Linked DNA regions of Homo sapiens: region 2 is linked to region 1. Evidence: read pairs that join two places in POLR2A ChIA-PET (ENCODE). Cell type or tissue: PC-3. All regions are shown on one strand.

Region 1 (8,000 bases):
GAAAGAAATGCACACCAGCACACCCAGAAGTCACAAGAGCGACTTTATGACTTTTAATCTACACCTTGATGCAGTATTTACCACTTAACCCTCAGGTTGACATGTATTGTCTATTTGAAGATGATTGGTTTTTAGTAGCATTTTACAACTGTAAAATACTGTATAGTTTTAATGTTTGTCACATATGAAAAATGTATACCTCATGATCCCATTTACCATGAACTACAATTGAAAAAGGAGGGAATTAAACAAAAGAAGAGTCATATCGTTTTCAAATTGTGTCTAAATAAAACACGTCAACAAGTAAAATTTGGAATATTTCAAAATTAAGTTGATGGATCTCATTTTTTCCTGTCTTTGAAGTAATTCTTAGAGCAGTCCATCTAAGATTACCCAAATGTTGCAAAATATACAATTCCTATTCTCTTTTTTCTACACAGTTCCTATGTAAAATAAGATTTCATATTATATAACAATATTAAGTGAATATGCTATAAAAATAATTTTTAATATACTGTCCTGATAAAAATGTTTTGATATTTTATTATACTTAAGCTTGAAATAATTAGGTTTCTTGTTATTAATGAAATAAAATAAATTATCTGGTTGGTGGTGCTATAAAGCTACAGCACACATATGAATAAGTTTTGCCCCTTTTTTGCAGCTTTTAAATCAGATATAAGACCGGTCATGTTTGAGGTCTTCTTTGATCAAAGTATGCAATATGTCCTGTCACTTCTGTTGGTATTCCATTAATGCATTGTAACTTAAACATGTTTCAGTAGTCAGGTAAGTTTGGGATACCCTGCCCTAAAGGGTTGCTCAGACTCGCTCCATTGAACCCGTCTCATGCTTTGCAGTGTAACATAGTTCTGCCAGCAAGCTGAACTTGCCCAATTCCCTTATTGCCACACTGAGGAAGCAAGCACTCTTTCCCCATTCCCTGAGTCAGCATTCAAGCTCTCAGTCTCTTCCTTAACAGTGGGTAAAGTGTCACACTCTATCTTGATATTCTCCCTGAGTGTGCCTGAGTGGAGTCTATTATGCTTCTTTCGTGCAGTCTCAAACCTAGTATTTAAGACTTGAGAAAAGCTTATCCATAGTTTACTTCATTTCTGCAAATAAAATCCTAGGGACACACTTAGAGTCCTAGAGTTCCCCAAAATATCTATGCAAATTAAACTGTAATGAAGATCTCGAAATACATTCATTCTATAGATGTTTCCTGGGATAATGATTCTTTGGACGTAATTTCTTAGAGTGTTTAAATTAAATATTTTCTGCGCGCAGAATAGTAAGCGCTCTTCCAGTTTTTCCAGCTTTCTTTTATCTTTTTCCTTTAATATTGTGACTTCAAGGTCATTGTAATGATGTAGTGTGTGAGTGTGTGTGTGTGTGTTTGTGTATGTATTCTTCCTAATTCCCCTCTACAAAGTTGATGTTACATTTTTAACTTACATTGAGACATCTTGGCTTCTTATTAAAATCTATGATCAGAAAACATTATTGTACTGCCAATAACATTTATTTTGGCTCCTTTTTCCTCCTTTCCCTTCCCTCTTCCTAGGCCTACAGATGTATTTCTTTATTATGATTACAGATTTAGATTCAGAACATAACCAAAAGAATTTTCTATCAATAGGCTTCACATGCACATTTTTCCTTTATCTAAAACGTCATTCTTTTTAGTCTCTATAGTGCACAAGGTGTTACCTAGAAAAGGATTTTACTCAAATTATCCAAAGCCTTGTTCATTTATCAAAACCACTGTCCACACTTCACAAAATGAATAGGAAATGGCTCCCATTCATTTTGAACTGATAACTTGGACTAAAAGTCATAGGCATCAATGCTAAAAGGCATGGAAAATTCCCACACTCCACCACCAAATCCTGACCTGGGAGATTTGTTCTAATGTTCACAGGCAGGCATAAACTGTAGAATACATTCTGCCCTGTTGACTCATAATTTTTAATGAAATAATGCAAGACTTACACAGCTCCTTTCTCCCAAAAGCATTTTAAGGATGCATACGGCATCTAAAATCCTTAACAAGAAAAGTGTATTTTCCCCTGATAAAAAAAAAGACAGTGCCACTATGTATTGGTAGTTATATATCACAGGGAGTGAGAGAAACTGAGAGGGAGAGAGAGAGAGAGAGACAGAGAGGAAGTTGATTTACAGATTGAAGAAAGTTGATAAATTATAGTGTTACAGTGTAAGTTGCCTGATATTTTTATTTTGACAACTGTCCTCCAAATATATATCAGAGTAAATTTCCCCAAGAATACATACTGCCACAGACTATCTGAAGATATAACCCTGGCTATATTTTTACAGAAAACAAGGGGGTATACACATCTGAATAGATTTGCTGTTTGTACATAAACACTGAGAAGTTAGTTACTATTACCCATCCAGTTCCCTTGCTAAAAACCTTAAGATCCTCTCATATCCCTACTCTCAATGCTACCCTATAAGTGCTAGTTAAATCTTTTCATTCATCACCATCATTTTACTCTTAACTTTTCATCTATTTCCAATTCCTCTTCATCTTCCCAGGTAAAGACTCTCATCATCTGTCATAACCTCCTAATTCCCTGTTACCAGCCTCCACTCATCTTCTAATTGCCGTAGGAATGATTTTCCCAGAACAAAATTCTGACCATGCACTCAAAGTTAAAATTCTCCAATGATTTCCACTTGCCTATAGTACCAATCTGAATCTCCTTAGAAATAAGGAACAATGCCCTTAGTGACCCAGCCTTTCAGACTCACATCTTCCTGGACTCCCCTCCCATCTTCCCCATTTCCCCCATTCCCTTCCTTCTCTGGAGATGTACAATGCACTTTTCTACCTTATATGTTGCCTAAAATACATCCACTTCCCTGAAAATTCCCACTCCATCCACTTCCCTGAAAATTCCCACACTCTTACTCCCTGTGAAATATAACTACCAATACATAGTGACACTCTTTTTTCAATCAGGGAAAATACATTTTTCTTGTTAAGGATTTTCGATGCCGTATGCATCCTGAAAACAGCTCTATTTGATAAATTACTACTTTGTTCATATTCCTACTATCATATTTATTGCATTGCACATGACTGTTTATTTCCTTTCAGGAGGAAGAGTTCTTTAAAGTCACATATCTGTCTAAATCACCTTTGGGTTGTATCACATATGAATTTCTTGGTATGTAGTAAATGTTCAATGAAAGTTTATTGAATAAATAAAAGATGAAATCTATGTTTGAGAACTACGATGTTTTTGTTCATAAGAAAGCTAGTCTTTGAAATTCACACCCTCTTTGCCTATCTCACACCAACTATCTCTCCACCTTTCCTGGAACATGGCACCTAGAAGCATGTTTTACCACGACCAAGCTTTAACTCCAACCATTGTTAGCTGGCTATTACCCTCAAGGTTTCAAAATAGTCCCCCATTTTCCTTTATTTTGCCCTGGGATTTCTTTCACTGTAAAGACATAAACTGCCTATTGATTAAGTGTTTTGTCATCTGACATTGGTATTTAAATTTTCCATCTAAACCAAGAAAAAATAGAATCTTTTTTTCCACAATGATATTGATGTATAGGATAAAAAGTGGACAGATTAGGCACTGATCTACAAAAAACCTCCATTGCAGAATCACCCAAGTTTAAGAAAAATGTTGGGACACTTAAAAAGAACTATTTAGCAAGCTTTTAATTGCAATAAAATGATTAACAAAACAATAACCATTAAAATACATCCATGAAGTAATTGGGTCTTGAGATAATTTTATTTTAATGACTTTCACAGTTGGAGAAGCAGCCAAAATGGCTTTGGCTTTGACTTTGGCAATTTTACTTATTTCAAGTATCAGGAGTCATATCAATTGATCGATAGCCTAATAGTTTTAGATATCTTGAATTGTTCTATGTATAATCCAATTAGCCTGTCTATAAAGGAATCATTTTCACTAACTGGCTAGAATACATAGAGAGATAATTATTACCATGCAATTCATTCAATTTGAGGTATTAAGTGCATTCTACAATTTTTTTTAACAGAAGTATCACACTGAATTCTGTTGTCTTAAAATAAGACTATCACCCTATTTTGCCAGATGATTTTGTTTTCAACTCAGGGAGACCTTCCTTCAAATGAGGAACATTATTGTCAGTCACCACGATCACTCTTTTACCTGAGTAAGGGATTTGTGAGACACTCTGTAATCCAGTATATTGGGAAGTCATCTGCAAATTCATTTCCTTTCTTATGAGATAATATCTACTCAATCTGGTTAAGGTCAGGGGTTCAATTCTTTCGATTCTCTTTTTGGTCACTTTAAACTATTCACACTGTGGTCTTTACTGTGTATTATAGTTTCACTAACACCAAGCCACTTTTCAATATTTAGAAAATTTTTCTCTTTCACAGATAGGGTTGAACTGCCTATAAATGTGAATACTTAATGAGCAGATTGGAAAACTGTAGAAGATTTTAAAGTCTTCATTTTCTCAGAAACTTAAAGTACTTTGTACCTCACAAATTCTGAAATGTAGTCATTCAAGTTAATTAATGGCCATGGCTGGCTAGCTTCCAGGGTCTATGTACCATCCTGCCCTCCCAGTCCCTGCCCCCTGAGCTGACTGTGGTAAAGACAACCACAAGATGTGATCCACCCCCAGGCTCCACACCCTTCCACTACTCATAGTTAAAACTATGATCAGCAAACTAAAATTACCATGAGGCTTTTCTTCCTTTCTTTTAAAAAACAATTCAACTTTTATTTTAGATAAAAGGGTACATATACAGGCTTGGTATATTGGGTCATGCTGAGGTTTGGGGTCCAGATCCTATCACCCAAGTAATGAATATAGTAAACAATAGGTAGTTTTTCAACCCATACCCACCCTCCCTCCCCAGTCTAGTAGCCCATGGTGCCTATTATTCCCATGTTTATGTCCATTCAAATATGTGTGTGCATGAGAGAAACACAGTTCTCTCCTTTTTACTGCTTGCTGTACAGCTATATGTATGTGCTCTGCTTTCTTAAATATAATTGGATTAAAAATGAGATTGGCTGATATGTCATCTTTCTTATAATGCTGTACTAAATTGTCGGAATGATACATAATAGTTATAAGTATAATACTTTTTATGGTTCGTTTGTTTTCCTAAGATCCAGAGGAATTTCTTGTCAGCTCTCACTTTCTACACCTATAAAGCAGTAGAGTTCCTTCCAAGGACAGATCCTAAATTTTTTCTGTAAAAGTCATATTTGTCATATCGGTGTACTTTCTCTTTAACATATTATAGAATCAGCCTGATTGAATTCTGAATTAAGTTACATGCCAGGATTAAATTGTTTTACAAAACAACAACTTACAAATGAATTTGTAATTGGAGACCACCCAAAATAAAATATGAAGTAACTTAGGTTAAAAATCAATGGGAAATGTTTTAGGAAACCTTTCTGTGATCTATTCATTAAGTAACATAAATATTTCAGAGAGATTTATAAATTAGACTTGTAACTGAAACAGTTATATAGCATAATTCTGTTTTACAAAAGTTGAACAATGGTATTATCATATTTTGCTATGAATTTTTTTATAAAAGGGTAATTTTTTATTTATGTAAATAAATATAAATAATCCAATTAAAATATTGAGGAACAATGAATACATTTTTCAAGAGCTGTGTCCCTACAACAGTAACCCACAACTATGCCCATATGTGGCACAAAACAAATTAATCTTTTCTTCTATTTACTTCGAATTTTATTTTTTAATTATTAGTTCCTGTCATACATAGAATTTTCCAGGAAAAAATAAGACAGCTAATGAATAATTAGCCACAATGTCATATTCTCCCCACTCACTCTATAGATAATCAATTAAAAAAAAAAAGAACAATATATTTTGGTCCAAGCAGTTTAGAGAAGTATGGAATTAAAAACATTTCTGTATTTTGTATCAAGTCTAAATGTATCACTTCAAATAGTATGATTTCAAAGCCAAAGATTGTACTCCTTTCTTTTGTCCAAAAAATTAGAAGTAGCTGTGTACATACTAATCAATTTAAAATTGTTAGTGCAGTATCTTTTTTCAAAGTCAAATGTCACATTGCAAGTCTTACTAGGCAGTTAAAAAAAAAGACAAGCCATGAATTCTCCTGAAAACCCAACATATTTCCCTGTGCAAATAAGTCACATAACTCAGATGCCAACAATTCAGCAAAATTGAAGCCTTTTAGTGGCCCTTCTCTTATAGCTATTTTGGAGAATCTACAGAAAAGGAAAATACACAGATTTTTAAAATAAACTTGAATAATCCATTTGGAAGAACAAATTAATCTTGATGATAAAGTCAAACAAGTGATAATGAAGAGGTGAAATCATGAAACCTTAAGGATCCACTGGAGAGAACAAAGTGTACTTTATAGATCTGCTCTCCTGTATTTCTCACATATTCTCCTAGAGACTCAAAACAATTACATCACAAAGATGGAGGCTAGAACAGTTAAGCCCCTATGGCCAACCTGTCTCTCAAGGCTAACCTGGTAGGAAACCAAACTCAAAAGATCTTGCTGTCTTTTGTTTGTTTTTTGTTTTGTTTTTGTTTTTGTTTAAAAAAGAAACTTATTAACACTGAGATTTCATTAAACAAAACACCACTTAAAATTCTAGTCAATATTCAATTTTCTTTTAAAAAACTGTTTGGCATAATTTTACTAGCATTTTGTCTTAAAATTAGTTTTATATTTGGCAATAAACCCTATCTCCTTGGTTTGGTTTCTTTTCCTTACTAGTCGAGAATAGCAATGGCCTCTTTCCATCACTGTGGTTGCTGATCAGATTTAATGTGTTAATTTTGGGAAAAGTATTTGCTTATGCTCTATTATTTTTCCTATTTCAGCTTTATTTGCGTGGCAGTGTTTTCAGTTACATACATACACACACACACACACACACACACACACACACATCCATACACAGCCATAAATCACTTCTTACACCACCTCCATAATATCAACAAAAGCCGGATAAAATTAAAATCCAGTTATTAAGTCAAAATCTCAATTTCCATCTTTCCAAATCAAATTTTTCTTAAAACAATTAAATACCAACAAAACTAAGCAGGTTTGGGTTTGCTTTATTTTTGGTTTATTTGGTTTACTTTGGTTTGCTTTCTCTCTGATAGGTATTTGTAAGATGATAAAATGGCAACACAGTGGCCAACCAGAAGGTAGTTACTAGATATTTCACAAATTGGATACCATTCTCTAAATAATTAATAGTTGATTTCATATTACAAATGTTTTCCACATATTTCTACAAATTGGTTATAAGAATTTACAAAGGGTGAAAATCAAGCAGAATAGGTATTAATGTTTCAAAGGTCGCCTTTAATACCAACTCTTTAATACCAATTGCTTTATAGGACTGATGAATAATTTTTGCACGAAGCTATGAGATTTATAATTCTTATCATAATACCAAAATGACTGATGAATTTGTTAAACTGAAATTTAATTATGCCACAATATATGTTTATAATTGTCTTCAGAAAAGGTTAAAAAATATTTTGAAATCATGGCCTCAGCTAAGGCTTGATTACGTAGGGTATATGATAGCTATTTTTTTAATTGCCATTCCATTGTACATTGATTTCAGATTCATAATGTATTCTATTTATCCATCAATTCCTATCACTATCAATGGAAAATATAACCCCACATTCTCAGAAAACAGTGTTTAAGGAGCACTATCTCAGTAAAATCCATTAGTAGACTATCAACTTGATCAATCCTTTGTAAAACTATCTTTTCTGATGCCCAATGTTTCCTATTTTATATAGTTAAATTTAAAGGTATTTTGTTATAGCAAAAAGAATTCTCTTTACCTCCAACAATGTCTGTTAACAATTACTTGTAAAAAGAACCAATTTAATCCTCTTGTATCCTCTATTTTAAAAAATTCATATCATCTAGACTTCTACGTTGAATT
Region 2 (8,000 bases), 300 kb after region 1:
TTAAAGAAATCAGAAGACAGCTAATGGTCAGACCGAATGTGTAACAGCCTTCCTGTTCCAAGAACTTTGAATTGGAGCCAAACAATCTATTAAATAGCCAGGACATTGGCTTAGCATTACATAATACATGTGGGAATTTATCAGGTCCGTTGTCAGACACCAGCTAAAATAAACAGGGAAATTCTGAGCAGTGTGTAAAGTTGTTGCATTCATTGACCTAAAACGAAGTAGAATAATTGGAGCTGTTGCTTGAAAAACCCATTGTGGAATGCTTTCTTGTTAACTTTCACATTTCAGAGCAATTAACTTCCGTTGTGTTCAAATATTTTCAGATGTAATTTAAAACCAAGTAAAGTATGTACTTTTAATATTCTGGGTTTCTTGGGCTTATCTCATGTTATTGATGATCATTTCTCTAATTTTAATTCCTGACCCAGAGATCTCCAGTATGTAATGTGAAGCTTCTGCAATTTTGTATCTTACTCCACAAAGACATGATATGTCTGTTTCTAAATATTTAAATTTAAAGGAAGGATGGCTTGTTATAAAAAATATGGTTATAAATTGAAGAATAATCTTAATTTTGCACCATTTATTTTGTGTCAATGCTTATCTTTTTTGATTCTTGTTATCTAAGATGTAGTTTAAGGGCTTTCAAAAAGAAAAGATCTCACTGCTGATAGATGCTTGTAATCTAAGATTAAATATTCCATATTATTTTTAAGGTGTTCTCACAGCAATAATTTTTTTAAAGTAAGATTAAAGGATTTAGATTTAAATTAGTTGACATTTACATATATCAAATAGCACTTTCATAATCGTCCATCCTATTTGCATAACGAGGGACGTTATCACCTCTGCTGTCAAAACAGGAGATTGTTTTCCCTTCAGAAATGAATTAGCTGCCCTACTTAGCATACACAGGTACATAAAGGTTCATTAACTCTCTGATTTAGGTAATTTTTCATAACGGGTGAAATTGTCACCTAATTTCATTAAAAAGATTAGGAAACTTTTTACAAAAAAAAATACATTTCAAGTGTTAGTCTTTAAAAAAGCATAGTTTGCATCATTTAAATGACTTGTTAAATTACTTATGAGATCATTTTAATTGTTAAAAAATAAAACTACTTGATCTGCTCCTGTCTGTGATATACCATATATTTTTAACAAAAAAGTTATTTTTATTCATTTTATTGCTTTAGCTCCATATAGTTTATTTCCTTGATAAAATTAGAATATGATAGTTCTTATGAAACTGACTTGCTGTTAGAGTGGTATTTAATTTTTCTTTTTTGTTCAGCAGGAACGAATGCAGGAATTTGGGAACTGAGCTGTGCAAGTGCTGAAGAAGGAGATTTGTTTGGAGGAAACAGGAAAGAGAAAGAAAAGGAAGGAAAAAATACATAATTTCAGGGACGAGAGAGAGAAGAAAAACGGGGACTATGGGGAGAAAAAAGATTCAGATTACGAGGATTATGGATGAACGTAACAGACAGGTGAGTGGAGTAAACTTTTTTTGTATCATTATTTATTAATTATATTTTCTCCACATATGTTAAGGGTACAGAAAATATCTTGAATCTGTAAATATCTATTAAGAGAAGTTTGGGTTAATTAAATGTGACCAGTTAAAGTGCTGATAGTCTCTTATATATAAAGGAGAAAAAAATCACTTTATCTGTCAGAAACATAGTTTACACATTTGTCATTATTCACTTTTTACTTCAACACAAATTTGAAATGGGAAGTGTAGTTGTGTGACATGAATAGCTTGATAATTAAGAGTTAATCAGCATAACATTGCTACATTGCACGCATCATCAAACAAAGATATTCTTATATTCATGGGAACTAGACCTTTTGTGGTCATTCACTTAAAGGTTTATAATATAGGATAAATATCCTGTATGAAAATGGCTTTCATTTTATTCATAGTAAATGAGATTTTGAAACACATCCAAACATTTTAACATTGTGCTGACAACAACAACAAAGAAAACACCCACACAAGATATTAATAACTTAAAACATATAGGCAAGGACTATCGGTTAATTCATACCATTTTAAATCTGAATTTGATAAACATAGAGGCAGATGGTGTTATAATTTTTTTCTAGAATGCCAATGATAATGTCTGTGTGATACAATTAATCTGTTGTGAAGACTTTACACATTCAAATGCTCAGTTTGGCATTAAAGACTTGTATATCATGAATGCCTGCAATTTGACTCTATTTTTCTTCACACTAGGGGAGAGTGGATTTAGTTAGGCTATGTAAGGACAGCTGGGTAGTTTGTATAACGTTAAATATCAAATAATGGTCCTGGGAGAAATTATAGTACTGCTGGGTCCCAACCATCTCATATGGATCATGGAACCTGCAGAGAAGACGTTTCTGGACTGTGGAAGAGAAGAGTGTTTTGCCTACTTTTCGGTTACACTGAAGAAGGCTACACAGTAGCCCTGGGGACAACCACCAGACTGTAATTTCCCCACAAATGTAGACACTCATGTCCTCTATTGTCCTGTTTTGTCTTCTTGGACATACAAATAGGACTAGAACTGATTGATTCATTTTTTTAAATGTAATGTTGTTTCATGTGTAAACTATAATGAATAGGAATTAATTATTTCTTGCATCAAAGTCAGTACGCCATTAAAAAGTAGAGAAACTTTTAGGTTTTCAAGTTTATACTCCTCTAAATTATTATATATTTTCAGGTACACACAACTTGAACTATTTTTGGCTGCATGTTTAGCTAGAGGGTGAATAATACTAAGATTTATGGTGGATTCCTTTAGTGTTTTCATGCACATCGTTTCTTGCTGTGGATCAAGCCAAAGAGCAATCATTGTGTCAATAGAAAACCGCTATTTTTTAATTGGCCTATAGCTTGAAATTGAAATTAAGACTGAAATATTGAATGTCATGTAACACTGTTTGGACCTTGTTATTTGGACCAGAACCTATTTTGAGTATAGTCAAAAACATATGAATTAGCATTTGCACTTTATTACCAATACCAGATAATTTTTAGGTTTATGATATTCATTATATCTTCTTTTGCTTGCAAAGTTAGAAGAAAATTTTTGCAGGTTGAATTCATGAGCTTTTATTATGCTTTATTAGAAAAAACAGGGATACAAGATTTTTTAATTTCTATTTTTAATTATGGGTACATAATAGTTGTATATAATATGGAATACATGTGATGTTTTGATACAGGTATACAATGTGCAGTGATCAAAATCAGGGTAATTGAGGTATACCTACCTCAAGCATTTATCATTTCTTTGTATTAGGAACATTCCAATTCTACTCTTTTAATTACTTTCAAATATATGATAAATTCTTGTTAACTGTAGTCACCCTATGTACTACCAAATTCTAGATCTTATTCATTTTACCTATTTTTGTATCCATTAAACATCCCCACTTTATCCCCTCCCCACTCCATGCCCAGCTACCCTTCCCAGCCTATAGTAACCATCAGTCTACTCTCTATCTCAGTGAGTTCAATTTTTAAAAAAAAAAAGTTTAGCTCCCACACGAGTGAGAACATGCAAAATGTGTCCTTCTGTGCCTGGCTTATTTCACTTAACATAATGTCCTCCAGTTAGTTTCACTCATGTTGTAACAAATGACAGGATTTCTAGGGATACAATAATTTTAAAGCCGGGAGTGGTAGTTCATGCTTGTAATCCCAACACTTTGAGATGCAGATCACTGGAGCCCAGGAGTTCAAGACCAGCCTGGGCAACATAAGGAGATGCAATCTCTTATTTTAAAAAGTTAAAAAAAAATTAACTGGGTGTGGTAGTGGCATGCACCTGTGTTCCCAACCACTTGGGGACCACTAGGACCCGAGATGTCAAAACTGCAGTGAGCCGTGATCATGTTACTACTACACTTCAACCTGGGCAACAGAGTGAGACCCTGTCTCAAAAAAACAAAAAACAAACAAACAAAGAATCTTAATGTCGCACTTTTGAGCTAATAATTGAATATCTTTTCTTTTTTTATATATAGTTGCAGCTACAGTGGCTGTTACCCTCATCCAGGTTAGAAGTCATAATAACTTTAGAAGAAGAAAACTTATTTAAATTCAGCTTAGTTTGACTTATCATTTTTTTAAATTCTGAAGACAGATTTCTTGATTTTATTCTTTAGAATTTAGGGTATATTTATTCTTTTCTCCAGTCTTTAGATACAGTAGGCCTGTAAGTTCAATACTTTTAAACAGAATTAGTAAACTTGAAATCCACCATGTTTTAATATATATTTCAGTGATTATTTTAGAGGCTGTTGACAATTTCAAACATCTTACATATAAATGCTTGTCTTGTGCACCTCTCACCTACTATGAGAGCAGTTGTAAGAGTCATTTGGGAAAGAGCCTAAATTATGTAGGTCACTTCTAATAAACAAAACCAGCAAATCCGAAACAGCATATCATACTGTGTAGAGGCACCCGTAACCTGGGCTTTCTTTCAACTGTGTATTCACATGTTGCAAAGAAAAATGCTTTGCCCTCTTTGAAGCTGCCCCACTGTAGACTGTCCAGTAGAACCTCATGCAATGGCTCACTGTCATCTTTTCTTAAAAGTTGTCAAAGACTGCTCTGCCATTGCACTTGTTTATTTAGCTATACACAGAATAAGTTATGTTTTTTCCAGAAAAAGAAATACTGACTTCAAGTGTGAAATGAAATATTACAGCACTGATGTTATAAGTTGTATATCATTAAGAAATAAAACTGTTGTGAAATAGAATGGCTGTTTAAATTGAATTTTACCTTTACTTTAGCTGTCTTTCATAATGGAAGTAGGGAACAGCTCAAATTCAGAAACATCAATACATGAAATAGTTTAGGTGAGAATAAAAATTGACAGCTCAAATTCAGAAACATCAATACGTAAAATAGTTTAGGTGAGAATAAAAATTGACAGCTTTTTTATTTAAAAAAATTTTTTGGCATTTCCAAGTTTACAAAAACTATTTCTTTCTTAGTTTCAAGCTTAGACAACATGGATTTCTTAAGCAAGTATGTAAAAATAACATTATGAATTGTTAATTTATCTTACAGAAATTTTCAGACAACCTAATAAAAGTAGTTACCAATTATGTGCCAAGAACTATATATATATATATAATTACAAATAATTTTTATTAATAAGTCCCATTTTATGGCTGAATAATTCATTTATCTGTGAAATCAACAAATATTACTAGACTGCAGTGTACCTAACACCAAGTATTCAGTGGTGAACAAGAATCTCATCCAGCTTATCCTCTGCTTTAGGGGTTCAGCGAGCTTTCCTGTAAAGGACCACATAGCAAATATTTTTAGCCTTGTGAGCCATATAGTTTTTGTCTCAACTACTCAGCTCTGCCCTAGTAGTCTGAAAGCCGTATGCAGTATGTAAATGAACCTGTGTGGCTGTGCTCCAATAAAGCTTTACTGACAAAAACAGGGCGTTTGGATTTCACTTGTAGGCTACAGTTTATGGACCCCTGATTGAGTTAAACAGACATGAAATATAAAAATATATAACAAAAATTTCACTTATATGTGCTATGAAAGAATAATAGGAGGTACTTTATTTACATCAGGGTTGGAGAAAGGCCTGAGGAAGTGCTAAAAGATGAGCTAAAAGATGATTCAGAGTTAGGCAGGTGACAGCATTCCAGAAGCAGTATTTGCAAAGTTCCTTAAGAGAGGAAAGAGCTTGACTGAGGAGCTGAAGGAAGATCAGTGGGACTTAAGCCTGGTGTATGACTGTAGAGAAATGAGAGAAAAGATTGGATGTTAGACAGGACCCAGATATCGCAAAGCTTTGAAGGTCCTGTTAAGTTCTAAATAACTGGCTCAAGATTGTACAGTTAAAACTGGGAAGTGACCAAGATCTGAGCCCGGATCTCTCATATTCAACACGAAACAAATTATGCTTTTTAAAATTATGTCATGATGCATCTAGTGTAATATAATAACTAAGAGCATGGTTTTGTGTCATTACTTTTCCCAATTATACTGCATCCAGTATAATCAAATGGCTAAGAGGCATAGTTTTTAGAGACACACAAACTTCGTTCTTGTCCCAGTTCTGCCACTTACTAGCTATGTGACCCTCTAGCAAGTTACTTAGACCCTCTGAGCTTCAGCAGTACCCTCATCACTAGAGTGAGGATGAAAAAAAGTTAGTACCTTTCTCATTAGGTCTTTAAGACAATTAAATGAAGCAATAAATGTAAAGCACCCACCAAATAATAAGTGCTCAATAAATTTACCTATTAGCTATTCCTATTAAGACTCAGGCTCTTTGAACCATTAGCTATTATAGTTAATGTGATTTCTATCAAAACAACTCTTGTACTGTGTAGCACAATAAAGAATGTTACCTAAACCTTCATTTCATGAGGGTTTTATTTTAAAAGGGTATTGAGGAGATGGATGGAAAAGTGGAACAGGTAGAGCAGGAGCACAAAGGAGCCTTCAGAAGCCAACAAGGGGCTAGAGAATGATACCAGAGCAGGAGTGAGCTGATGCAGAGAGGATAGTTTGTGGACAAGAAGGAAAGATCACACAGGACGTTTGCAGAGGATTTATGACAAGGATGGGGAGAAGTCGTTTCCTAAATGTTATGCTTGTGGGACCTGTTTTCAAATATATGTTACTGACCAAATTATTTTTAACTACTCCTCACCATTTTTATCACTACCAGCTTCTAGCTTATGCTAACACTACAGTTTCAGTCTCTCCGTCGGCATTTTTTTTTTACCCTTGAAATACCTCCATCAGTTAGGCAGTCTTACCCTCTTTCACATGGTACCAATTTTTAATCATGCTCCTGAAACAGATTTTTTTCTGTGACACTTTTATTGTATTTTACAGTAACATATATATGCAAAGGTTTAAAAAGTTCAACAACAAACTGGTTTTTATGAACAGATGGTTTTGGGGGTGCTTGTTTCATTTCTTTTGTGTTTAAAATTTTTTAAATTAACAAATAATTGTACGTATTCATAGGGTGCACAGTGATGTTTTAATATGTATAATGTATAGTGATCAAATCAGGGTAGTTAGCATATCCATCATCTCAAACATTTATCATTTCTTTGTCTTGGAAACCTCCAATATCCTCCTTCTAGCTATTTCAAACTGTAAGATATATTAACTGTAGTCATCCTTTGGTGGGATAGAACACTTGAATGCATTTGTCTTATTTAGCTGTAATTTTGGGTCCTTTAACAGTTTTTAAATGAATATTGTCCTTATATGACTCTTTCTACAAACAATATATTTAGAAATCTGTTATATTAGGAAGAAAGATATATAAAAATTAGGCATGCTTAGCCTAAACCTATTTACTTGTATGTTTGTATTTGAAAATTTCAGCTTTCCTACTTTGAAAGGATAGGAGAGGTAAGCCCAAATTTATTTGTGCAACTTGTTATAAAAAGACATTTAAATATTTGTCAGATAACACAGTTAGGGCTTAAAATAGTAAGTTAAGAAAGAAATATATTTAAATGCCTTAAGTTTTCTTTTCTTTCATCAGATCTGGCACACTAATAGTTTTTGCCAGCAAACAAAACTTCATGTAATTATCAGTGCAATAACTGGAGCACAAACTAAAGACAATTTGCAACATTCTGTTAATAGAACAGGAGAATCCCCTTATGACTAAAAGAATTCAGAGTTCATAGCTGTTACATTTTCTAACTTTCCCTCTTCTTATGTCCCCATCTCAGTCTCTTCATATGAATTATAAATTATATAAGATGAACTAGGAAAAAAGCTGGAAAAATGTGTTCAGTGTAGATGCAGCTTCTGACAGTTTCTACATACTGATGTGTTTTCAAACTAAATCTGGTCTATTCGACACTAAACTGAAAAATAAAAAGAGATGTATAGATTCCCTCAAGTGACTCTTTAAAAAGAAAAAATTTTACTCCTTACTTTTTCCTGGTTTTCATCAAGTTAATTACAGTTC

The links. Peaks named below come from ENCODE experiments on the same cell type or tissue, not always from the same donor. Only the 100,000 strongest peaks of a DNase experiment are listed, where the experiment ranks them.
Region 2: POLR2A ChIA-PET joins it to region 1 with 7 read pairs; 2 of 35 experiments call an interaction of 5 or more read pairs at or near these places.

The regions. Positions count from the first base shown.
Region 1 is chr5:89,113,838-89,121,837 of GRCh38, reverse strand. All of the region lies in intron 4 of MEF2C-AS1 (MEF2C antisense RNA 1), which reads right to left. Among named protein-coding and RNA genes, the nearest start is that of MEF2C-AS1, 230 kb to the right of the region's middle. In PC-3, no CTCF peak of the experiment used is centred here; a DNase peak (open chromatin) is centred at 4,647.
Region 2 is chr5:88,817,234-88,825,233 of GRCh38, reverse strand. It overlaps MEF2C (myocyte enhancer factor 2C), which reads left to right. Exons shown (of 11, transcript NM_002397.5): 2 at 1,304-1,499. The coding sequence starts at 1,446. Among named protein-coding and RNA genes, the nearest start is that of MEF2C, 62 kb to the left of the region's middle. RefSeq lists a silencer at 48-342 and enhancers at 3,643-3,742, 5,509-5,558. In PC-3, no CTCF peak of the experiment used is centred here; no DNase peak of the experiment used is centred here.